Regions from separate parts of the Mus musculus genome. Here regions 2 and 3 are each linked to region 1. The links are chromatin loops, found by intact Hi-C in ENCODE. Cell type or tissue: left cerebral cortex. All regions are shown on one strand.

Region 1 (8,000 bases):
CTGGTGGACGGCATACCGGGACTCTGGAGGCTTTCGTTTGCAGTTGGGCCGGGGAGGGACGGGACAGGAGGGGCTCAGAGGAGATGAGAGCCTGGCGGCCTTCATCTTCCAGGTAACGGCGCCTCGCCACCTTCTCTGCGCCCGGGTGCGCGGCACTGTCCGGCCCCACCACTTCGGGTTTGTGCCCAGCCTGGCGGCCTGAGCTCCGGGACTGGGGTGGGGTGCATCGACCCAGACCCGGGGTCTCGGGCAGCTGGCCTGGCGTCCCTCCCTGTACCCCGGCCCGCCCCTCCTTAGTTTGATCCTTCCCTGGCTAGGGAGAGAAGCTTGTTTATTGGTTAGATAAGACTTCTTTTCTTTTGGAGAAAGGACTGGCTTGGGATCAGTGTAGTTTGGGATTCTTGGCACAGGCAGTAGTAGCGTGAGAAGCCTTCTGATCCGGTTTTGTTGGGTTCGTGGCTCTAGGAGGTGGACTGGGGAGCCGGGGGCGGCGGGTCTCGAGGTTTCTCTTCTCTCTTTAAAAGTTTGAAGATCAAAGCCTCTAAGTTAGTGAACTGGTTTCTGCTTTGGGGAGGCAAAGAAGACAAGAGGTGTAGACTGAGCCACGTTTTTGGTGGAGTCTTGAGTTTAGGCAACATCATCGGGGGTGGGGGGTGCATGCCGAATCCGCGAGTCGCTGACCCCCTTCCCGCCGATGCTGGGCGGGCTTTTTTTTTTTTTTCCCCAGGCGGGGATCTTCTGTAAGAAGTGGGACGAGGGAGCGCAGAAGGAGGGGGGGGGGAATGGGAACCAGATGCCGGGGAAGGGCACTTTGAGAACTCGAGTTATCTGTGCAGAGCAGAGTGGGGAAGTTTACTGAAATTGGTTTCACCTGCACGCAGCCGGTCGGCTGGCTTGCGTGTTCTGGTTGTCGTGGGAGTGGGTACGGCTAGACTACCTACCCGGCGTGTCCCTGGCCCCCGTGAATGCGGGGAAGGTTGTGTCTTACACCTCCCGTGTCACTGTTTCTGCCTCACCTTCCTCCTTCCACCCCCCAACACCACCCCCCCCCCCCGCGGAAAAAGTGTGTGTGGAGCTCAGATTTCGCCTTTGAAAAAGCTGCGTCGGATACTTGAGACGAGCACCTCGCGGATAGCTGGGTTGCTTGATTTGAATTTGAGGAGTTGAAAAGCCTGTTTACTTTCTTGCTTTGATGTTGGGTAGATCTGGTTTTGATTAGATCAATACCCTTTTCTCTCTCCCCCCTCCCCCCTCCTTTTCTTTCCAGAGAGGAGGCTCACATGAGCCCCTGCTGACTTAAGAGAGACCAAGCCGATTGCTGAGAGGAACTGGAAGAAGAAAAAGGAGGAGGAGGGAAAAAAAGCAAAACAAAATCCAAACTCAGTGAGACGCTCTCCCTCACCATGAGTAGCGCCGTGTTAGTGACTCTCCTTCCAGATCCCAGCAGCAGCTTCCGCGAGGATGCTCCGCGGCCCCCGGTTCCGGGAGAAGAAGGGGAGACCCCACCGTGTCAGCCTAGTGTGGGCAAGGTCCAGTCCACCAAACCTATGCCCGTTTCCTCTAATGCTAGGCGGAATGAAGATGGACTGGGGGAGCCCGAGGGGCGGGCCTCCCCCGATTCCCCTTTGACCAGGTGGACCAAGTCTTTACACTCCTTGTTGGGTGACCAGGATGGTGCATACCTCTTCCGGACTTTCCTGGAGAGGGAGAAATGTGTGGATACGCTGGACTTCTGGTTTGCTTGTAATGGGTTCAGGCAGATGAACCTGAAGGATACCAAAACTTTGCGAGTGGCCAAAGCAATCTATAAGAGGTACATTGAGAACAACAGCGTTGTCTCCAAGCAGCTGAAGCCCGCCACCAAGACCTACATACGAGATGGCATCAAGAAGCAACAGATCGGCTCGGTCATGTTTGACCAGGCACAGACCGAGATCCAGGCAGTGATGGAGGAAAATGCCTACCAGGTGTTCTTGACTTCTGACATTTACCTGGAATATGTGAGGAGTGGGGGGGAAAACACAGCTTACATGAGTAACGGGGGACTGGGGAGCCTAAAGGTCTTATGTGGCTACCTCCCCACCTTGAATGAAGAAGAGGAGTGGACGTGTGCCGACCTCAAGTGCAAACTCTCACCCACCGTGGTTGGCTTGTCCAGCAAAACTCTTCGGGCCACCGCGAGTGTGAGATCCACGGAAACAGCTGAAAACGGATTCAGGTGAGGCTTGGACTGGGCTGGGCTGGGGTGGGAATGGGAATGGGGGTGAGCATCGGGGACAGGGCCTGGAAGATGAGCTAGCTTTGCAGATGTCTTCTGTAAGGGTGGGTAGGTGGTGGCTGGCTAGGCTGGGGGAGGCTGAAAAGGGTTGATTGAGAGCTAGGGCTTCTGGCTAGGAACCCTTTGATCTCATGTTTTGTTGTTTGTGTGTGGGGGGGGGGTGGGGGGGGAGTTGCAATGCAGACATAGCTGAGTACCTGCAGCCTTCCAGTGCTAACTTCAAACGGTGGCAAGCAGTGTTTATTAATATGGTTACTTATTATCCTGGGCTGTGGGGAGAGAGGAAAAGAGGAAGAGAGGATATGAATACAGCAGCTTTTGATGCCTCTGAGTCACTAGACCTACTAAGCGCCAGTTTGGGAAGAGGTCATTCCACTGCTAATCATCAAAGTAGAATGACTCTGGCTTGGGGGGAGGGGCAGCTGGGTTATGGTGTGCACTGGGGGAGGGGGCGTGGGGGGGGATATGAGTGGAACTGCTAGCGACTGCAACTGAGTTTTGCAGTTCCCTTTGTAGAATTCGGTATTTCCCAGGAAGGAAGGAAGCCTTCTGACTAACTTGGGGAAGGCCCTGAGACTTTCTCCTATGAAGGAGCCCACACTTTGGAGTCTGCTGGGCTATTAATCCAGCTTTCAAATGCATTTGAGCCCCCAGGGTCAGACATCAGTTGATGGTTTGTTGCTTAGTGCTGATAGAGAAGTGTGTGTGTGTAGGGGAGGGGGAACCTGGCCGTCCAGACCACTTTCTCTTTTCAAAGATTCTAAAACAAACAGCCCATTATAGATTGACTAAGTCTCAAGATACTTGGTCCTTGCAGGCAACTTCAGACCTGTTAGAATGCATTTCCCTGCCCTTTGCTTCTGGCGATCCCAGAAGAGGATGCACCTATTATAATTTTAGTCTGTTGCCTGTGACATGCAGGACGGGAGGTGTGTGTGGGGGGGGGAGGGGGGGTCGGTCACACTGGATTGCTATCTGCATGGCTTTATTCTTCTGTCCCTGTGCATTTCTCCGTGTCAGGGACTCAGGATATGATCTGCACAGGGTCTCTGGAGATCTCGCTGGCTTTGCGGGGCGTGGCCTCCAGTGTCCTGCAGCAGCTGGAGGGGGTACGCTCCTGACTGCTGATCTGGAGCCTCTTGGGTTTCCACCATCAGGTCCTGCATGATGTAGGCATGAGATCTCCAGTTTTGACTGCTGCTGGCAAGTAGGGGAAGGGCTTGCTCTCCAGTCACCAGAGGGCGCTCTTGCAGCTTTGGGAGTGAACTTAACCAATTTTCAGACATCTGGTCTACACCTAAATGGAACTGGCTTGACTTTCTGAAGGCAAGTGTAGGATCACAGGAGGGGGGAGTGGCTAGTGGCTCTTGGCTTGCAGAGCTAGGCTGTTTGCTTGAGGCTGTTGGGGCTGCTGTAGCTGGGTGCACACGGGCACCTGCATCCCTTGTCCCTCTCCATTGCAAGACTTGTAGGTAAACTTGGCCGTTGGCTTCCTGCCCCCGCAGCCTGGCAGCCAGTGATGAGACTCCTTAAGGCCTGTGGTAAGGCTGCTTCCCCAGCAGTCTTCTGACAGAGGGTCTTCTGTGCTTTCAGTGTCAGGCCCAGAGTGTCACCGTTGTAAATAGCACACAGTGCGGTTTCCCAGGGTCAGCAGTAAGAAAGTGCTCTCCAGGCAAGGCGCTGGGAACTGTGGAGACCATTGATGAATGAATGGAGGACAGCTCTTGAGTGACCCCGTTAGCTTCCACACTGGGTCAAGCACGTGTTCTCCTACTGTTAACGCTGGAATGACATATTTACCTGGACACGCCCAGGTGGCCCTTACTTCTTTCTAACACGCAAGCTCTCCTCCTAGTACAGTGTCTCTGAAAGGCCAGTTCCAGCCTCGCCATAGCATTGCTTGGGTAGAAAACTTTCTCACTTTCATGGTCCCATCTGTGAGGTGGGTGGGCACCGTCCCCTCCTGTCCGTGTCCTAAGGTTGTTCTTAGGATCAGAGTCATAAACATGAAAGGCTTTTGTAAAGGGAAACATTTTGAAAAGATGTTAAGTGTTATAATTAGTATAATTAACAATAATAATTGGGTCTCCAAAAAGGGCAGCAAGGTTAGCACATGGCTGTTTTAAATGGCAACTCTGAAGGTTTTAGCCCATTCCTCATTATAATATTTTAGATCCCCCCTCCCCTACTTTCTCTATTTTTTGAACTTTTAAAAGTCTGCCTTTCAGCATTATTGGAACACAGGGACCAGCCCCCCCCCCTCTTAGAGTTGAGTCTCCCCCACCCCCATCTGCTCACAGCTCACTCATCCCGCTGGAGCCAAGTTGAGGAGGCTACCCAGTGAAGTGAATGAAGGAAGCAGCTTGAACCTGCTGAGGGGCCAGTCTACCTCAGCTGCACACTGTCATCTTGGCCACTGGGTGCCCAAGGCACCGGCCAGCCTTCCAAGCCCTGTGTTTATGTGGGCACTCAAAGGAGCCTAAGATTTTAACGACTTGTTTGTACCCTTACCGATTTGGTGTCGGGTTTAATATAAATAGTTTGGACGGAAGAGCAGAAATTACCCTTGGAGGGAAGGGCTCTGGTTTGTGCCTGGTTGAGTGGGTTGCCCAGGCCCTTGATGGTCTCTATAAATAGCTAAGGGCATAAGTGACCTGCTGGTGGGAGCGTGTGTCCTAACCCCTCACACAAACAACACCCCTTCCCCTGCCAGCGTTGAGGTGTGTTAGAGCTGTGTGGAGCCAGGGCTGTGAGCTAAGGCGCTAGGCCCACACTTATTTTAAGAGGGGGAGGATACAGAGATGAGCATTCAGAGAGCTCCCTGTGTGCGTCCCTTTCTGCCCCTTCTGCCCTGGCCCTGGGCAGGGTTCATCTACCTCCCCTTGGGCCTTCTGCTCTGGCCTGGCTTAAAATCCCAGGGGCCCAGCAGACTGTCCTGTGCCGGCCACAAGGCCTTCCTGTTCTCTGAAAGAACTCTGCTGATGAGGCCCGTTTGTGTGTGCGTGTGAGGAGCCATTGGAATCAAGTTTGGCTTCAATTATCAAAGAAAATGATGCCACAAGATAGCTATGCGGAGAGCAGTGGCCAGTAATGAGAGGACGAAACGCCAAGGAGCGCAGCTGGCTAAGACACACTCCACAAGCCAGCCGCGCTTGGTTACAGAAGACACTGACCCCTCACTGTCCACCCGTCCCTCCATCCTGCCTCCCCGAATGCTAGTCCAAGAGGGTATTGACCTGACGGTAAAGTGTCAGAGGCTCTCACCGAGAGCCCCTAAGCTCAGCCTCAGAAGTGGGTCCTCTTGTTCTCTTGGGAGAGGGTCCTCATGGGGAGGCCCTTTGATGGGTTCTTTTGGCTTCCCATAGCCGGGGTGGGGGGTTCGGGGGGGGGGGGTAGACCCAGCATTTCCTAAAGAGGCCCTGAACTGGCCGGGCATACACACTTCCTTCCCTCAGGAGCCATGGTGTCAGCTCAGTGGCAGAGTGGCCGGTGGGTGCACGGCCCGCACTGTGTCCCCCAAGCCTCTGGGCTCTGCAGGAAGGCAGAGACCCTGCACATTTGGGAGTACGACCCTCTTGAAATCATCAAAGCATCTGGGCACACTTAAGGTAGCACGCTCCAGTCTCCCACCGTGCCCTTTTTAAGTAATCAGGAGAAAAGAGCTCTAATCTATTTTCTTAACGTTACGAGGCACTTTGGAGAAAGTTGCAAGTGCTTACAAGCTGAGTATCTGCTGTGCATCTCCCCCACCACCCTGCCCCTCTCTCTGCCTGTCTTGTTATGGTGGTCGGAAAATCCAAGCACTTCCTTGCAGTCAGCTGAGTTAAGAGCAGTGTATTCCATTTTTAATGACTGATCACACAGTAGCCCTCTATTTTGGAAGTAGAGGGAGACAAGTTTATTTTGAGAGCCATGTGCGAAAGGGGTGTGTGTGCGCACACACACACACACACACACACACACACACACACACAGAGGCCCTCGGGGTTTGACTTGGGCATCTTTTTTGTTGCAATGGTGAGGAAGGAATTTCTATTGAGTCATTTTCTCCTTTAAGAGGCTGGAGTTTAAGTCTTAGATCTGAGACGTTGCTGATGTGTTAATACCACCAAGATAGCAAGACCAAGGGGAGGGAAGGTGTTTGAAGGCTATTTAAGGCCGCTTTCGCTGTTTTGATCTTGCACCGCTGCTGTGCCTCTTGAAGACCTTTTCAGCAGCCCATTTGATGGATGTAGGTCTTTGAAGGAGGCTCAGCCAAGTTTGGAGCTCCTGCCACGGGGCCACCCCTGCTTTTGGTGTTGGGGATACACGTGTGAAGACAGGTTGTCCCCCCACAGAGCACACGGTCTTTCAGCTGTGATACATGCTAAATACTACAGCTTTGAAAGGAGGAGAGGTTTGGGGACACAACATCTCTTCATTTTTGCTGGCATTTGGGTACTGGGAGCACGACTGGGGTGCTTGCCCCACCCCCACCCCCCATTTCAATGCTCTTGCCTTTAGAAACTGCAAGGCAAGTGGCCATGTTTGAACTGTCCGTTTTTTTTTTTTTTCAGCCCCTCCTGGAGCTGTGTCCTGCCCCCATTAGCTAAGCCAACACCAGTTCTAGGCCCCTGACTTCTACACCACATCATGAGTGTGCAGACTGTATGTAACACTGGATTCCCAAGGAGGGGACCCTGTAGTAGTTACTGCGACAGGCCCATCCCAGCAGGGGACTCCAGACTGTTTTCAATAAAGACTTGGCCTTTCTCTGTCCTCTCTCACCCCATGTGGTGCCTGTCGCTGCCGCTGCCGCTGCCGTTCAGCCTCTAGAGGCAAGAGTGAGCAAGGACTCACCATCTTCCTGTGAGTCCCTCACTAGCTGGGAGCCTACTGCCACTGGTCACCCCCTCAATTGCCTCTGCCCCCTGTGCTCTCCGTCCTTGCTATCTTGGTTGCCTGGGAACTCCAGAGTGAGGACTTGCTGGCGAGGAACAGGCAGGGATAGTCTTAGCAGTCTTAAATTCTCATTAAAAAGTATGAGGAGGTGACAAGTCTCCCTGTCCTCAGCAGTAGGGCAGCACCGTGGCCTAGGGGCAATTTAGAGCCACGTGTTAAAAGTGTACAGACAGTTCACATGTAGTACCCCTGGTTTGCATTCTAGGCATTTCTGTTTCTGAGCCACAAGTCCAGACTGGTGATGTGGGACAGAAACAGGGCCCCAGCTAATGTCCAGCTGCACTCAGTTGCTCTCTCATTGGTTAGTCTTGATGCTTAGCTCCATTGGGCCCCTCGTAGGAGACTCCAGATGCTGGGCAGGTGCTGTCATGTGACTATGGTATAGCCTTGTTCTGGGTGACAGGACAACAAGGAGGTCCCCCCATCTCAGGTCACGCAGTGAGAGAGACTCAGGGATCCAGGTAGAGCAGAGACTCTTATGCTGGGGCTTCATCCCCACATTCTTTTCTAGTTCCCCTGCCCCCCCTTGAGAGCCTCGCCAGCTTAGGACAGCAGTTCACCCCTGGGCTTCTGTTCACACTTGCTCTCCCTTCCAGACCAGCCACGGGGCCCTCTTGGGCCCCATGTGCTGCTAGTAGCTATGATACTACCCACCCTCCCCCCAGACTCCTGCCTTACCAAGACGGCCTGCTTGGCCCTTGTACCAGCCGTAACTAGTATAACTAGCTTTAGCCTAGCTGGTTAGAGCCCACCCACCCACTCTCTTCTTAGTCTGGAGAGG
Region 2 (8,000 bases), 150 kb after region 1:
TGCGGCCGTTTGCTTCCTGTTTATAGAGCGCTACACATTGCACCAGGAGATAAAGCTGTTCTAAGGGATATTAAGACATAAGAGTCCCTTGGCTATTTGCTGACACTGTTTTGATGTTTTCTTGCTCCCTAGAAATTAGCATATCCTTTTCAAAGGCTGCCTCTGATGAGAGTAATCCTTTGCCACGATGCATTTGCTGGAAGTCATCAATGATATGTATTGTGTAAAGAGATGACACATAAAAAGCCTGATACTAGATTATTGATAACGAAGCAACTTGTGTAACGGTTGCTTTTGGCCTCTCTGAAACATTACGTCGACACCATAAATATACTGGGTTTGTATTAAGGAGGATTTAATGCTGCAGAGATTTTAAGGAAACTTGCATGGAACGACTTTGCAATGGGGAGCTAGTGGGGCGCAGGCTTAACATTTTCGCTAATTTTACTAAGTTAAGTTCAATCAAAATGGCTTATGGCCTCTGGAAGTCAGGAGCACTTAGAACCCTTGTGTTCGAGCAGCTGATGGGCCAGAACAACAGCGTGGAACAAATTTAGGGAAAAGGTTTTTGCCCACACGCCGGGAATGTTTTTAAAAGAAAACAGACTAAGGGACAAGGGAGACTGACAGGAAAGTGGAAGAAAGAAAGCCATGGAGCAGGGGTGGGTGAGGGGGGGCGGTAAAAACTGGGAAGGGAGCAGAAGGAGGAAGATAAAAGGAAAGAACAATGAATGGAATAATGAAAAATGCGAAAGGAAGGGAAAGAAGAGAAAAAACACAAGAGGCAGAAGAGAAAGGTCTGAAGGAAAGGGGAGAGGAAAGGAGAAAAGGGTAGGAAGGAAGGAGACAGATGGGGGGAGAGGGAGGAGAATGGGAACAGGGAAGAGGAAGGGAGGGGGGAAGGCGGGCAGGCTGCCAGGTAGGTATGAAGGTAGGCAGGTGGGCAAAATGCAGGCAGCAGGCAGGTAAGCAGGCAGACAGGCAGACAAGAGGCAGCTGGCAGGCAGGAAGGGGCATTCTATTGGCCTGCATATTCCTATGTTGTACATGGAAAGAGTTGTAGGCAGACTTAGCTCAAAAAGCACTTTAAGTTCTTCAAACCTGAAGCATTCTCTAGATCCCTTTAGTTTGTACTTGGTTCTTCTAGAAGTTTAAATTTGCAGGAAGCTGAGCCATTACTTCCTGACCACCCGCTGCTTCGAAGCAGAACTGTCTCCACACTCACTAATGTAAGAAAGACAGTTCTCGAATTTGGGCTCTTTCTATGGAGATTTGGTATCATGAGACTTCCTTTGGGGATTACTGGAAAGTATAGAAGGAAGTGTGCAAAGCCCTGGCCAACGGGATGCTCTCACACCCTCTCTCTGACCCCCACTGCCCCCAGATGCCATGCTAGCAGCTAAGACACCCGCAGCAGCAGGAGCTGGTTCTTAGAAACCTGTGTGCTTAAAAAGAACGAAATGTTTCAAGTGGTCAGCTTTCTTTTGTCTGCGTCCCTAGGCATTGAACATCTGTGGGCTGGTCTATTTAAAGATCAACAATCTTTTCTCAATTATGGGCCCATTGTTCTTGGAGCAGAGAGTTTGAATGTTTTTCACTTGCACGTTTGATTCCAATTTTGTAACTGGAAGACATAGAAGGGGGTGGGAGATAGCTAAGAAGTATTGAGGCAAAGAATGGCAACTGGGGTTGCCCTCTGGGCACTGAAGCTTTCTGGGGACCCTTTTGTGGTCATGTCCCAAATGCTATATTGGTGTAGGTTCACTTATACAAATTCAAACCGAAGGAGGAGACCAGGAGAAAGTATTATTAGATTTCTCGTCACAAAAGATGTATCAACATTCTTCCGTACCTTTGATTCCTCTCCTGGGTGAACACACCTGCCCCAGGGGTTCTTTTGTTTTGTGTGTATGTATGAGTGCATGTTCGTGTGTGTGCAGGTACACAATGTGTGCAGATGCATACACACATGTATGTATGTGTGTACATGTGGAGGTCAGAAGACAACCTGGGTGTTGGTCCTAAGTGCTGACTGCCTTTGGGTTGGCTTTTTTTTTTGAGACAAGGTCCATTTACTGGTCTGTAATTCACCAGGTGGCTAGCTTGGTAGGCCAGTGAGTCCCTGGGATGTGAAGGTCTCCACCTCTGTAGCACAAGGATGACAAGATAACAAGTGTGGAGCGTGTGTGTGTGTGCACACACGCATGTATACACAGGCAGGGACATGTGGAGCTGAGGCCAATGTGTTTTGTTTTCTTTAATCACTTTTCACCCTGAGCTTTGAAACTAAATCTGAAGCTCCTTGGATCCCCTTGTCTTCCTTCCCCCAACTCCCTAGCGCTGGGGAGTTACTATATGCGGGGTTGTTGGGGGGGGGGGCGGTCACCACTCTGTTGTCTTTCCATTTCAGACTCATCAGGAGCCATTCCTAACATGACCCACGCAGAAGCATTCAGGAGGCGACTCGGGAGTAGAGGTGAAGGACTCGACTCTCTCCTTCTAGGGATTTCAAGGGCAGTAACTAATCCAGAAATGATCTGCGAGTGGCTTCATGAAACAAGCCCTCTGACCCATGATGATATTCAAGATGTCAAGGCCAAATTAAATGATCTCGTGGGCCAGTGTCAATGAACCACACTCTGCATGTCCTGGGCTAGAAGAGGCAACCCCAGTAGGCCTTGATTACTTGGTGTTGCTTATATTAGAAAGCGGGTGCCTGCTGTTGCCAAGATGGAGGCAATGGAAATGGTGTGAAGAGAGCAGAAAATCTTGGCTCAGCTTAATCGATGGCTTGGGATGCATCCAACTTATTGCTATAAACGTTCCCGTGTCTTCACGAGCTACAGACTAATGGCTATGGCGACTGTGATTTATTATACTGCCTGTGGGTTGTGACTTTGACAGTGACCGCTCATTTTAATTTGCCCATGAGTCGCTTTTCAGAAAGAAAGACAGAGGAAGAGAGATGAAGAAACTGTGAGCAAGAGTAGTGTTACATGTATTAACATATCAAAAATGGGTATGCTTCTACAGTCCTGTTCATTTGTTGGTTTGTTTAGCCATATTAGGAATTGAACTTAGGGCCTTATGTATACTAGGCAAGAACACTACCCCTGAGCTACACTTCCAATTCCTTTTGTATTGTTTTATTTTGGGATAGGCTCTTGCTAAGATTCTAGATAGACATTGGGCTGGTCTCTTGAGTAACTGGGATTAAAGATATATGTCAATAGACTTCTTGCTAGTGTGTGCATGTCTGTTTGGGTCTGTGTATCTGTATGTGTGTGTGTGAATGTGTGGTATGCATATGTGCTTATGTGTATGTGTTTAGGTATTCATGTAAAGTCCAGATGCTGACATTGAATGTTTTCCTATCATTTGCCACCTCATTCATTTTTTCATTCATTCATTCATTCATTCATTCATTCATTAATTCGAACCTGGGGCTCACCAACTGGACTAGACTGACTGGCCAGCAAGCCCCAAGCATCTTCCTTCTCTGCCTTCCATCTATCAGGATTACAGATTTGTACTACCATACCTAGCTTTTACATGCTTGTGCAACAAGCACTCTATCAACTGAGCCATCTCCCTAGCTCCCTGGAAGTAGTCTTTATAAAAGACAGTCAATTAATCCCATAACCTGTCAGGAGACCGTTTCAACAGATCAAAATAGATAATGAGGAGAACAAACTGGAAGCCATTTATGTTCACCTAATAGTAATGGGATTAAAGCTGCCGAGAAAGTCCAACAGTAGATCTCACTACATAACCTAACAGGATGCCTGTTGCACACAAGGTGTTGCCATGTGGCACACCCAGTCATTAACTTCCTTATGTGCAGTAGAATTTATAAATGGAAATATTGACAAGGCAGTGTTTTGGGGAAGGAGCATTCTATTCACAAAAGCACTTTATAGGCCTAGAGTAATGGAATAACCAAGTTAGGATATAACAATTGTCACAGGGCCAGGGAAATTGATGAAGGCAGCTTAACGGTTTTTCAGAATAATAAGCATTTCTTCAATAACTGTCATATTTTCTACCACATCTGAACACCACAGGTAATTTCAGAAAGGCAAGGATGTGTGTATCGTTGAGGAATGAGAAAAGATGACTATGACGTCATGGCTTCAAAACAATGCTTATCAAGGGTTTAGAGGATGGTGCTTGGTCGGTCATGTGTCTGGCACACAAACATGAGGATCCGAGTTCAGACCCCAGCACCCACATAATCAAGCCAGACATGGTGGCGTTTGTCTGTAACCCCAACACTGCAGAGGCAGAAACAGGAGACTCCCTGGAGATTGCTAGCCAGTCAATCTAACTGGATTGGTGAGCTATTGATTCCATGAGAGACCCTGTCTCAAAAATTAAGGCGGAGACAACTCAAGTGTCTACCTAATGTCAATCTCTGGCTTCTATAGATGCACTTACCTACCCACACATGTGAGCATGTTCACACACTTGCACATGCAGCTTCCACCCCCCCACACACACACACTTGCACATGCACTTGCTTTCACAGGGAGGCGGGAAGAAGCTAGAAGCTTGCCAAGGCCCACAGAGAATCTGTACGAAGGAAGGCACAGGAGGAGGAAATATCTGCAGTGGATTCTACCTTGAGCGTAATCGGTGTCAGACTCAGAGAAGGCTCCATGGAAGGAGAAGGGAAACGTGTCCAGCTGAGCATCCTAAATGATCTGAGTCACAGGCGGATGCTCGGTCATCTTGCGGTCCTACTTCAGATCCATGTCTTGATCACCTGAGCTCACCTCCTCTATCCACTTTCACCTGAGAGACCGCTTTCTCCTTCTCACTCTTCCACATACAGCGCAAGCTTCTACAAGGGTTGGAAGAATCGTAATACATTTGGGATCCATAAAGAACACAGGGAGGCCTGGCTAGGAGTGCAAGGTCTACGGAGCCATGGTAGGTTTCTTGAACAGATGTGCTGGTTGACCAGTAGTATGGTCTGAAAGGGGTGTGAGCTCTAGTATAGTCATGGGTGGGGTCCTTCACGGTTCTGCTTTCCCATCTGCAGACTGGGGATGCTAAATTCACAGGAGCATAGGGAAATCAGGGTTCACTCTGGTTGGCTTTGTGCTTTCATGCAGAGGGATGCGTCCCACTGTGACTCTTCTGGCCTCTGGAGAGGCTGTTGTTTCCAGGAGTCCCATGGGACTTTCTGGGAGGTTAGTACCAGCGAGGCTAGTATCTGACTCTGCTGGACATAAAATTCTCTTTCTCAGATGGTGTGATGCTGTATATTGGGAAGGCTAAGGCAGAAAGACTACAAGATCAAGGCTGGCCTTGGCAACATAGACAGTTCAAGGCCAGCCTGGGCAATTTCAGTGAGCACCTGTCCCATAATAACAAGTGAAGAGAAAGACAGGGATATAGTTCAGTGGTAAAGCACTTGCCTAGTTGCTATGCACAAGGCCCTGGATTCAATCTCTAGTAATGGATGGGGGGGAGGGGGAGAGGGAGAGGGGGAGGGGGAGAGGGAGAGGGGGAGAGGGAGAGGGAGAGAGGGAGGGGGAGAGGGAGAGGGAGGGAGAGGGGGAGGGAGATGGAGAGAGAGAGGGAGAGGGGGAGGGGGGAGGGAGAGAGGGAGAGAGAAGAATGAAATAAATTCTCTTCTCTTCTCATTTCTGGTCATGTCTTTTAAAAATTTATTAAATTATCTATCTATCTGTTACCACCACTACCATCATCATCACCATCATTAGTTGCAGCTCTCTTCTGAGTGTGGGTTCTGGGGGTGGAACCCAGATCTGTCAAACTTTGATGGCAAGCACCCAGACTGAGTCATCTTACCTGCCTAGACTCCTTTGAAAAACCAAAACTTTAGTCCTTTGGTCTGGAAGGAAGAACCCAGTGAGCTCAATTCTTTTCCTAACCTTTGCTAGGACTGTTTCTCAAAGTTGCAGTCAAAAGTGGTGAAAATGGATTTGGCTTTTTCTGCACAATTTAGCACATCTCCGGGCAGAGATCGGCACCCTCGTGCCACTTATGAATGTACATTCTTAATCCTTGTTCTCCTTACCTAAGTTAAAGCACCCCACATCTTCTCCACTGGTCTCTCCTGCAGACAATTTCCTTCCAGAATGTCCCACGGGATCTCACAGCAGGACATAGTGTGTCCTGCAGCAAGGTCAGGTAGCTTGCTTCCTACGCACCGTTCCTAGGCTCCTCCATCGCCTCCCATGAGGTTAAGGCTGGTCCTTTGGGAGCCCTGAGCCTTGGCGTCTGTGGAATTTGATACAAAATCAAAACCCTAATCGCTTTTTAGAAAGAAAAAAAACCCTGCAATCTCAAAGTCAGACTTGCAGAACAGCACACACGGGCAGCCCCAAACCAAAGAAAGACACAAGAAAGCAGTTCCCTTCCTTTCAGCTTTGGAGCATGGTAATTATGTAACTTTCTCCCTCCCTCTCAACCACATCTAAACAAGGTTAGGCAGCTGGAGCTGGTGGCTGGCATTTCACACTCCAAACCAACCCCCGACTGGAGTCTTCAAACCTGTTTCAAAAGTTTCCTTTCAACCTGGACCATTCAATTCAGTCTTTCTTCCTCGCCTTTAATCCACGTACCTGTGGCAGTCCTCTGCGGAGGAGAGAGGAAAATCAATGAGTCACCTGCCTACATGCCAGACTCGGGAAACCAGCTTGAAAGGACAACATCATTCTCTCGGTCTCCCTTCGGCTGCCAGGAGCACTTGACTTCACAAGGGAAGAAAACACGCTGGCACTGTGTAGCGGACAGAAGATGGGGTGGGGGGCTCATTTGATAGGAGACTGACCTTTCCCAAGGGTCTTGGTTGAGTTAGGAAGCTTGCTCTGCGTTCACAGCAGTATTCTGTATGGCTGCAGATTTGATCGCTCCATTCTCATGATCCAGGCTCACAAAGGCAGTGCAGTTGCTGCCTGGCTGGGTCTAAATCAAACGTAGTGTCTGCTGGGTCTTTGGGGCAAGTGACACCTCTTAGCGATGTTCTAGTACTGTGGCTAAGGTGGCTATTCTAGTTTAAGGTGGGAGACAGAGGCAGGCGGATCTCTTGTGAGTTTGAGGCCAGCCTAGTCTACAAAGTGAGTTCCAGGACAGCCAAGGCTACACAGAGAAACCCTGTCTCAAAACAAAACAAAACAAAACAAAACAAAACAAATTATAACCTTGTCTCCTAGATCAGTCTCATGTAGTCTAGGTTGGTCTCAAACTATGTAGCTACGGGTGATCTTGACACCTAACCTTCCTGCTGTCACCTCCCAAGTGCCAGCATTATTATAAGCTCATGCATGCATACTGTATTTACATCCTTATGTGTAGTTCCAGGTACATCAGAGGCCAGAATTCAACAACAGGTGCCTTTGTCAATTGTCCCTCTTGTTATTTTAAAGACAGGGCCACTCACTGACTTGGCTCCACTAGCTGGTCACTGTGCTCCTGGGATCTTATCCCTGCCTCAGCTCTGGGCTGAAAGATGTGTGTTACTGTGTCCAGCACTTTAAATGGATTCTGGGTATTGGTCTCAGCTCCTCATGCTTGTTTGACAAGCACTTTCCCGAGTCATCTCCTTAGCCTCTTAAGTTATGTTTTTAAGGCAGCTAAACTTTTCAAGAAGAAAAGTTACGCTCTTCTCAAGCTCCTTTGTTGCCTTGGTCCAGAGCTCTTGGCCATCAGTTAAACTGCATACACTTATAAAAATATAAGCCTTCCCTGCCTGTCTCTCCTCTCCCTCTTGGCTCAGCCTTCTTCCTGTAACGATCTATTCTCCCATGTCCTTTGTTAAGCCGCAGACTTTTCTGGTGGGGTAGCACCTACTTTCTTCCTCCAGAGAGCCCTGATGGTGGTCCCTGCCTCCTCTCACCTATGACGGGAACTCCCTTTACCACCTGCCTGCTTCAGACATCTGGGTACTCTGTTTATCTTGTTTGCCAGTGTTTCCATCTCTTGAACTCCCAGGGGAGAAGATCCTGGCTCTGTCATTTTCTGAGTTG
Region 3 (8,000 bases), 200 kb after region 1:
CCATACCCTCCCCCCCACTCCCCTACCCACCCACTCCCACTTCTTGGCCCTGACGTTCCCCTGTACTGAGGCATATAAAGTTTGCACGACCAATGGGCCTCTCTTTCCACTGATGGCTGACTAGGCCATCTTTTGATACATATGCAGCTAGAGACACAAGCTTCAGGGGGTATTGGTTAGTTCATATTGTTGTTCCACCTATAGGGTTGCAGATCCCTTTAGCTCCTTGGATACTTTCTCTAGCTCCTCCATTGGGGGCCCTGTGATCCATCCAATAGCTGACTGTGAGCATCCACTTCTGTGTTTGCTAGGCCCCGGCATAGTCTCGCAACAGACAGCTATATCAGGGTCCTTTCAGCAAAATCTTGCTAGTGCATGCAATGGTGTCTGTGTTTGGCGGCTGATTATGGGATGGATCCCCGGATATGGTAGTCTCTAGATGGTCCATCCTTTTGTCTCAGCTCCAAACTTTGTCTCTGTAACTCCTTCCATGGGTGTTTTGTTCCCAATTCTAAGAAGGGGCAAAGTGTCACACACACTTTGGTCTTTGTTCTTCTTGAGTTTCATGTGCTTTGTATTTTGTATCTTGGGTATTCTAAGTTTCTGGGCTAATATCCACTTATCAGTGAGTATATATCATGTGAGTTCTTTTGTGATTGGGTTACCTCACTCAGGATGATGCCCTCCAGGTCCAACCATTTGCCTAGGAATTTCATAAATTCATTCTTTTTAATAGCTGAGTAGTACTCCATTGTGTAAATGTACCACATTTTTTGTATCCATTTCTCTGTTGAGGGGCATCTGGGTTCTTTCCAGCTTCTGGCTATTATAAATAAGGCTGCTATGAACATAGTGGAGCATGTGTCCTTTTTACCAGTTGGGACATCTTCTGGATATATGCCCAGGAGAGGTATTGCGGGATCCTCTAGTAGTACTATGTCCAATTTTCTGAGGAACCGCCAGACTGATTTCCAGAGTGGTTGTACAAGCTTGCAATCCCACCAACAATGGAGGAGTGTTCCTCTTTCTCCACATCCTCGCCAGCATCTGCTGTCACCTGAATTTTTGATCTTAGCCATTCTGACTGGTGTGAGATGGAATCTCAGGGCTGTTTTGATTTGCATTTCTCTGGTGATTAAGGATTCTGAACATTTTTTCAGGTGCTTCTCAGCCATTTGGTATTCCTCAGGTGAGAATTCTTTGTTTAGCTCTGAGCCCCATTTTTTAATGGGGTTATCTGATTTTCTGGAGTCTACCTTCTTGAGTTCTTTATATATATTGGATATTAGTCCCCTATCTGATTTAGGATAGGTAAAGATCTTTTCCCAGTCTGTTGGTGGCCTTTTTATCTTATTAACGGTGTTCTTTGCCTTACAGAAGCTTTGCAATTTTATGAGGTCCCATTTGTCAATTCTCAATCTTACAGCACAAGCCATTGCTGTTCTATTCAGGAATTTTCCCCTGTACCCTTATCTTCGAGGCTTTTCCCCACTTTCTCCTCTATAAGTTTCAGTGTCTCTGGTTTTATGTGGAGTTCCTTGATCCACTTAGATTTGACCTTAGTACAAGGAGATAGGAATGGATCAATTCCCATTCTTCTACATGTTAACCACCAGTTGTGCCAGCACCATTTGTTGAAAATGCTGTCTTTTTTTCCACTGGATGGTTTTAGCTCCCTTGTCAAAGATCAAGTGACCATAGGTGTGTGGGTTCATTTCTGGGTCTTAATTAGAGCAATTGATACCTTCATGTCAGTATGGTGGCCACCTGCTTCCATTCTGTTGTTCATAGCTATCTTCGCCACTCAACTCTGCTTGCATTTCAATATACATTGGAGGAGTATCTTGTCAGGACACACATAAAACATCTTTTTTTTTTTTTTCTTAAAATGGGATGGCATTGAAACTGGAACTGAGATCTTTATAAAATTAACTCTCAATGTGCTGACTAGTTTTACGTCAGCTTAGGACAGGCTGTGGTTATCTGAGAGGAGGGACTCTTAATTGAAAAATATGCCTCCATAAGATTTGGGCTGGAGGCATTATCTTAATTAGTGATTGATGGGGGAGGGCCCAGCCCATCATGGGCTGGAGGTCCTGAATACTATAAGATAGCAGGGTGAGCAAGTCTCGGCGAGCAATCTAGCAAGCAGCACCCCTTCCTGGCCTCTGCATCCGCTCCTGCCTCCAGGTTCCTGTCCTGTTTGAGTTTCTGCCACAACTTTCTTCAACGATGAAGTCTGATGTGGAAGTATAAATCTCATACATCCTTTCCTCCACACCTTGCTTTTGGTCCTGGTGTTTCATCATAGCAATAGTAACCCTGAGCAAGACACTCAATAAATATGTAATTCTCTATCATTCGATTACCTCTAATTTTCTTTATCTCTTACATCTTTTATATTCTTGAACCTTTATCAGTTCTAAACTTACTTGAAGATTTAAAGTTTTATATGCTTGTAAGCATAAATTAAAAAAATATTTGTTTTACTTAATATTGACTGGAGTGGTGTGTGTGTGTGTGTGTGTGTGTGTGTGTGTGTGTGTGTGTGTGTGTGTTTGTGTAGCAGGCAGGGTCTCTCTTGTTTCTTCTACTGCACAGTACTTCAGGGTAGCTAGCCCATGAGCTTTTACTTTTCAGTCTTCCATCTCACTGTAGGGATGCTAGGATTACAGATGCAAGCCCTAGTGTCCTGAGTTTTACATGAGTTCCAACAGTCTAACACAGGCTGTCAGCCTTGCATGTCAAGCGCTTTTACCTTCTGAACCACCTCTCCATCCCCAAGGGCAGTGGTTCTCAACCTGTGGATCACTTTGGAGGTCAAGTGACCTTTTCACAGGGGTCGCCTAAAAACGTTGGAATACACACACACACACACACACACACACACACACACACATACATATATCATAATATATTACTGTATATATTACAATTCTTAACAGTAGCAAAGTTACAGTTGTAAAGTAGCAACAAGAGTAACTTTATGGCTAGGGTCACCACAAGGTAAGAAACTGTATTAAAGGGTCACAACATTAGGAAGGTTGAGACCCACTGCTCTAGAAGCCTTATTTTCTAATTGCTTTGTTGTTGAGTTACATAAATACAGTTGATTTTGCATATTAAAATTTACCAAAATAATTGTCTGAGTTATATGATTAGTTTTTTGTTTTTAGCATACCAAGCTTATTAGCATTTCTCTGAGATTTCTCTATGCTGTTTGTGAATAATAATCCCTAGAACAATAAATTGTTATATCACATTGGTGCATTCTCAGTGTAATGCTATGGAGAATTAACTCTAGCAGACATTCATAGCTCTACTTAAAATTAACAGACTTCTACTTTTTAGTGGTAAGTGGTTACAAAATTTTATAAAGGAAGTTTTGCTCACCCATTGAGGCAATGGGGGTCACCTGCTCACGGGATCAATTACATTGGCTAGCTAACTAGTAGTAAACAATCCATACACCTACACAACAAATTTAATGTGTTGTGATATATTATTATTTTTGAAAATTACATCTTTGGATGTGTTTTTCCAACCTATTATATGGAACTTTTGTCTTGGGGATGGCGAGGCAGCTCAGCAGTTAAGAGGACTGGCATCTTGCTTTTGCAGAGGACCTGAATTAGATTTTCAGGAACCATGTCAGGTGGCTGGCTACCAACAGCCAACAGAACTCTAGCTCCAAGGAATCTATCGCCCTCTTCTGGCCTCTGAAGGCAGCTGCATCTTGGGCATGAATGCAGATTCATGAGCACATACCCCTACACACACACACACACACACACACACACACACACACACACACGCACACACATACACACAAAAGCCTACACAAACACACCCCTACACACAAACCCCTACATACACACATATACTCCTGTACACATACCCCTATAAGACCCCTACACACATTCCTACAAACATGTACACACATTTCTACATACCTATACATACCTACACACACCCCTACATACACACTCCTACATATACATACATACACTCCTACACACACATACCTACACACACCTACACACACTCTTGCATGCACACATCCATACACCCCCCCCACACACACACACACCACACCACCCCCACACACACACATGCCCCTAAATAATAAATTTAGAATGTGACTCTTTATTCATGTGACACATCATAGTATAATTTTCCATTTTACACATGCCTTGTTAGGTTTTGGTATCAAGTTTATCCTGTCCTTATAAATTAAGTTAGAAAGCATTTTGTTTTTCTTATTTCTTGGAAGAGTTTATGAAAAACTGGTGTCACTTCTTATTTGAATGTTTAAAATAATTTACTGGTGACGCCATGTGGGTCTGGGACTTTCAAAACCTTTGCATCTCTGTAATCAAAGATTAATTTTAAAAAAGGATTTAGGGGTAGAGATATTCTGTAATTCTTCTAATGTTGGTTTGAGTAAACCAATTTTTCTAAAATGTTGCCCATTACATTTAAAATTTGTTACTATAGTAACTCTTTATTTCAAAGAAAAAAAACTTTGGGACCGTGTTGCCCAGCCTGGCCTTGAATTGTGAGAGTTTCCCTCAATGGATCCTAGATATGTGCCACGCACATAGTAGGTGCTCAAGAAAACATCTGTCTGCTGCTCAGAGAAGACAAGGCATTGTCTCCATTTCATGGAAAAGGAACTAGAGTACAGAGGCTTACTCAAGGTCACACTGGGTTAGTGGGGCTCAAAGCCAGGACTCCTAATGCCCAAGGCCAGTACCACTTGCGCTACCCAGAATAAACAGTTTTTTTTTTTTGTGGCAGCCCCTGCCCCCAGAGTTTAGTGGAAAGCCAACATCCCCAAAGAGCCTTGCATCTCTCTGCCTGCACTTTGTGTGTGCCTCCAGCCCCTTGTGGCAACTCTCCAGCACTCTGGTCCCTCATTGTCCTCTCTCCAAGGAGGCTGACTCATCTGGATCCCAAAGCAAAGTTCTCAGACTCTGGTCCTGCTGGAGCTGACCAGCGACGCGTTCTCTGATCACTGCGGCACATTTGCAGGGATAAAGAGCCTCTCCCATCTGCAGAGCAGAGAGTAGAGTACAGCCAGCCACTCTTGGGAGTGGATGGATGTCTGACGTACCCAAGGTATCGCTTTCAGTTGGAAGATTTTTTTGCAGCATGAAATGGTTTGCCCCTCATAGAACCCTTTTTTTGGAAAGCCGCAGGTCCTAAAAGGAGATCCGCTTAGGCAGTCAAAAAGCAGACTTTTTTTGGTGGTCTTTTTTCCCTCTTTTCTTTATTTTTAACCTTCTGCTTCTGACTTTACCAGTCTGTGTCTCTCACCCACCCCTGGAGCTTTCTTTTCAATACTGGTCATTCGTAGAGTCAGCTTTGCCCTCTCTGCTTGTGACTGGTGGTTGGGCACCGCCGCCTCCATCTAATGAGGGGCCCTCCAGGCCCGGCTGCCCTTGTTTTTGATACCTGGGGAGAGGATGTGCAGGCAAGGAGCAATTGGATCAGAAGGGCCTCAGTGAACAGACTTCACAGCCAAGCTCAAAGAGCGCAGCAAGTAGAACAAAGAGCAAAAACATTTACAGAAGTGCAACAGTGTAACGGGGAGAGAGCTACCAACTCTAACAAGGTCAATGGCGATAGGGAAAGAATTGAAAGGAATTGCTGAGGGGAAAAAGACAGAGAAAGAAACCTCAAAAAGAGGCTGAGGACTCCCTGAGTTGGGCTTGCTGGCCAGCTCCTAGAACATTTTCCTTGATATCTTCCCAGGAAGCCCCGTTCCTCCAAGACTTCAATACGCTGGAAAAGTTTGTGCAACCGACTATGGGAGGTTCAGGAGCTGTGAGTCACCAGCGGCGGTCTGTGTGTGTCTGCTTTCAACACGGGCTTCCTCTGGGACCACATCAAGGAAGGCTTTGGGATTCTTTGGCATGTGCTGTGTGTGTGTGTGTGTGTGTGTGTGTGTGTGTGTGTGTGTGTGTGTGTGCCTGGCCAGCCTACGTTAGGGGAGTATAGTGTGTGGGGCTTCTGTGGCTGCCAAGAACAAAATAAATGAGTTGAGTGTCATGTGCTTTGGTCTCTAATGTTGAAAGAGAGCAGGGAGGAGCCACCGGAAAGCCATACTTATCTCCCATAAGTATAAAAGCATACTAATGCAAGCAAGGTGCAAGGTTCTTGGGTGAGGGAGTACATGTGTGGTAAGCGTGTGTGTGCATGCACAGGAGTATGGTGTCAAGGGATCAGCATTGTGTGTCATTCCTCAGGATGCTAGCCACCTCATTTAGAGAACTTGAGCATCCATCTAGGCTGGTTGGCAGGTGAGCTCAAAGATCTGCCTCTCTCTCTCTCTCTCTCTCTCTCTCTCCCTCTCTCCCTCTCTCCCTCTCCCCCTCTCTCCCTCTCTCTCTCTCTCTCTCTCTCTCTCTCTCTCTCTCTCTCTCTCTCTCTCTCTCTCTCTCTCCAGCACCAGGACTTCAAGAGCCCTTCCTCACACCCAGCTGTTTTTCATGGGCCCTAGGGAATTGAACTTAAGACCTCCATACGTACAGAGAAAGCACTTTACAGAGCTCTCTCCACAGCCCCCGAGGAAAGGTGTGTGAGCACCCCAAGTCTCAGTTAGTTCATCTATAAATGAGTTATGGTATCATCTCATTTGCAAGTTGATCTGAGACTGGTGCCCAGTTTGTATGCCACAGTTTCCCACAGGAATGTTCAAATAGTGCTACTACTGAGTCCCGGGCTCTTTGAAAGCTTGTTTCTCATGAGACTTTCAGAAAGGCACGTACCCTCGAATCTTAGATGTGCTGTGCACACCACCTTGTTTTATAGGCTCTCTGTTGGAAATATTTTAATTATGCTTCTGCTTGCCACACAACACATCTTATGAGTGCTTTATATTTCAAAATCATCCTACCAAAAGATGCAGAGTGCAGGCTGCCCCACACAGGCATGGATTTCCTTCCAATCCAACACATAACTTACATTCATTTGTTTGCTGCTAGTTGACCACTCCCGACCTCTGGAATATATGCATGAGGGTAGGTTATTTTTTTTAAAAATATACCTTTTGAACTTTAGAAGAGGTTTAGATTTATAGAACATTTGTAAAGACAGTAATGTCCCTATTCACGCCACACATGCTTTCTCCTACTGTTAGCCTCTTGTGTTATTGTAGCTGTAATATGCCAACTTTTTTTTTCATGTTATAAGGGAATACTAAAGGCTATGTAACTTACAACAGGATGGCATTTATTTGTGGTACCGGGGACTGATGCCTGGTCATGTGTACACTAGGCAAGCGCTGTACTACTGAGCTCTCTCCCAGCCCTGAGGGAAGAGGTTTATTTGACTCATGATGGAGGGAATTGGGAAGTCCGAGGGTGTGACAACAACATTATTTTTTTCATTGCCTCACGATAGAAAGCAGAAGGGAAATGAGGACTTGCTGAAGAAGAGCAGCGGGAGGAGCAGCTCTATAGCACAGGCTTTCGTGGGGACTAACCCACTCCTTACATGATGACAGCAACCTGCTCTTTCATGCATATCCTACCACCTGAATACGTCTCATAGTCCCCACCTCCCAACATTACCACATTGAGGGATCAAACTCCCAACCCATGGACCTTGGGGGATACATCCAGACCATAGCTCATGCATCTCCCATGACAAAAAAAAAAAAAGTATATTACTTTAAAATGGAGGCTTTCAGACTTCATTAATTCTTCCATAAGTTCTTGTGTTAGCTGGCTTTCTATTTCTACAACAAAGTATTTTAAGTACTAAGTTTACAAAGAGCTTATTTGGGCTAAGAGTTGTGCAAATTTCAACCCATGTTTGAATTTTCTTCTGACCCTGTGGTGAGGGATCCACCACAGCAAGAAACAGTGAACTGCGGGATAAACACTCATATTATAGGAGAAAGAAGCAAGAGAGAGAGAGAGAGAGAGAGAGAGAGAGAGAGAGAGAGAGAGAGGAAGAGACCAGTGCCCCATAGTCCTTCAAGGGCTTCTCCC

Evidence for each region. A loop is a pair of places that touch in the nucleus more often than their neighbours do. Peaks named below come from ENCODE experiments on the same cell type or tissue, not always from the same donor. Only the 100,000 strongest peaks of a DNase experiment are listed, where the experiment ranks them.
Region 2: a loop joins it to region 1, with 2.3 times the contacts of the local background. A loop is called at or near these places in 2 of 42 quality-filtered maps.
Region 3: a loop joins it to region 1, with 5 times the contacts of the local background. A loop is called at or near these places in 3 of 42 quality-filtered maps.

Annotation. Positions count from the first base shown.
Region 1 is chr11:108,921,885-108,929,884 of GRCm38, forward strand. It overlaps Axin2 (axin 2), which reads left to right. Exons shown (of 11, transcript NM_015732.4): 2 at 1,268-2,218. The coding sequence starts at 1,404. Among named protein-coding and RNA genes, the nearest start is that of Axin2, 5.5 kb to the left of the region's middle. In left cerebral cortex, CTCF peaks have their summits at 3,509 (motif pointing right), 4,702 and 7,070; DNase peaks (open chromatin) are centred at 407, 1,384, 1,684, 3,529 and 2 more places; H3K4me3 peaks cover 4,242 bases; H3K27ac peaks cover 2,507 bases.
Region 2 is chr11:109,070,613-109,078,612 of GRCm38, forward strand. No RefSeq gene overlaps it. Among named protein-coding and RNA genes, the nearest start is that of Gm24149, 7.5 kb to the left of the region's middle. In left cerebral cortex, no CTCF peak of the experiment used is centred here; DNase peaks (open chromatin) are centred at 4,545 and 6,541; H3K27ac peaks cover 286 bases.
Region 3 is chr11:109,120,793-109,128,792 of GRCm38, forward strand. No RefSeq gene overlaps it. Among named protein-coding and RNA genes, the nearest start is that of E030025P04Rik, 20 kb to the right of the region's middle. In left cerebral cortex, a CTCF peak has its summit at 3,688 (motif pointing left); DNase peaks (open chromatin) are centred at 3,692 and 4,871.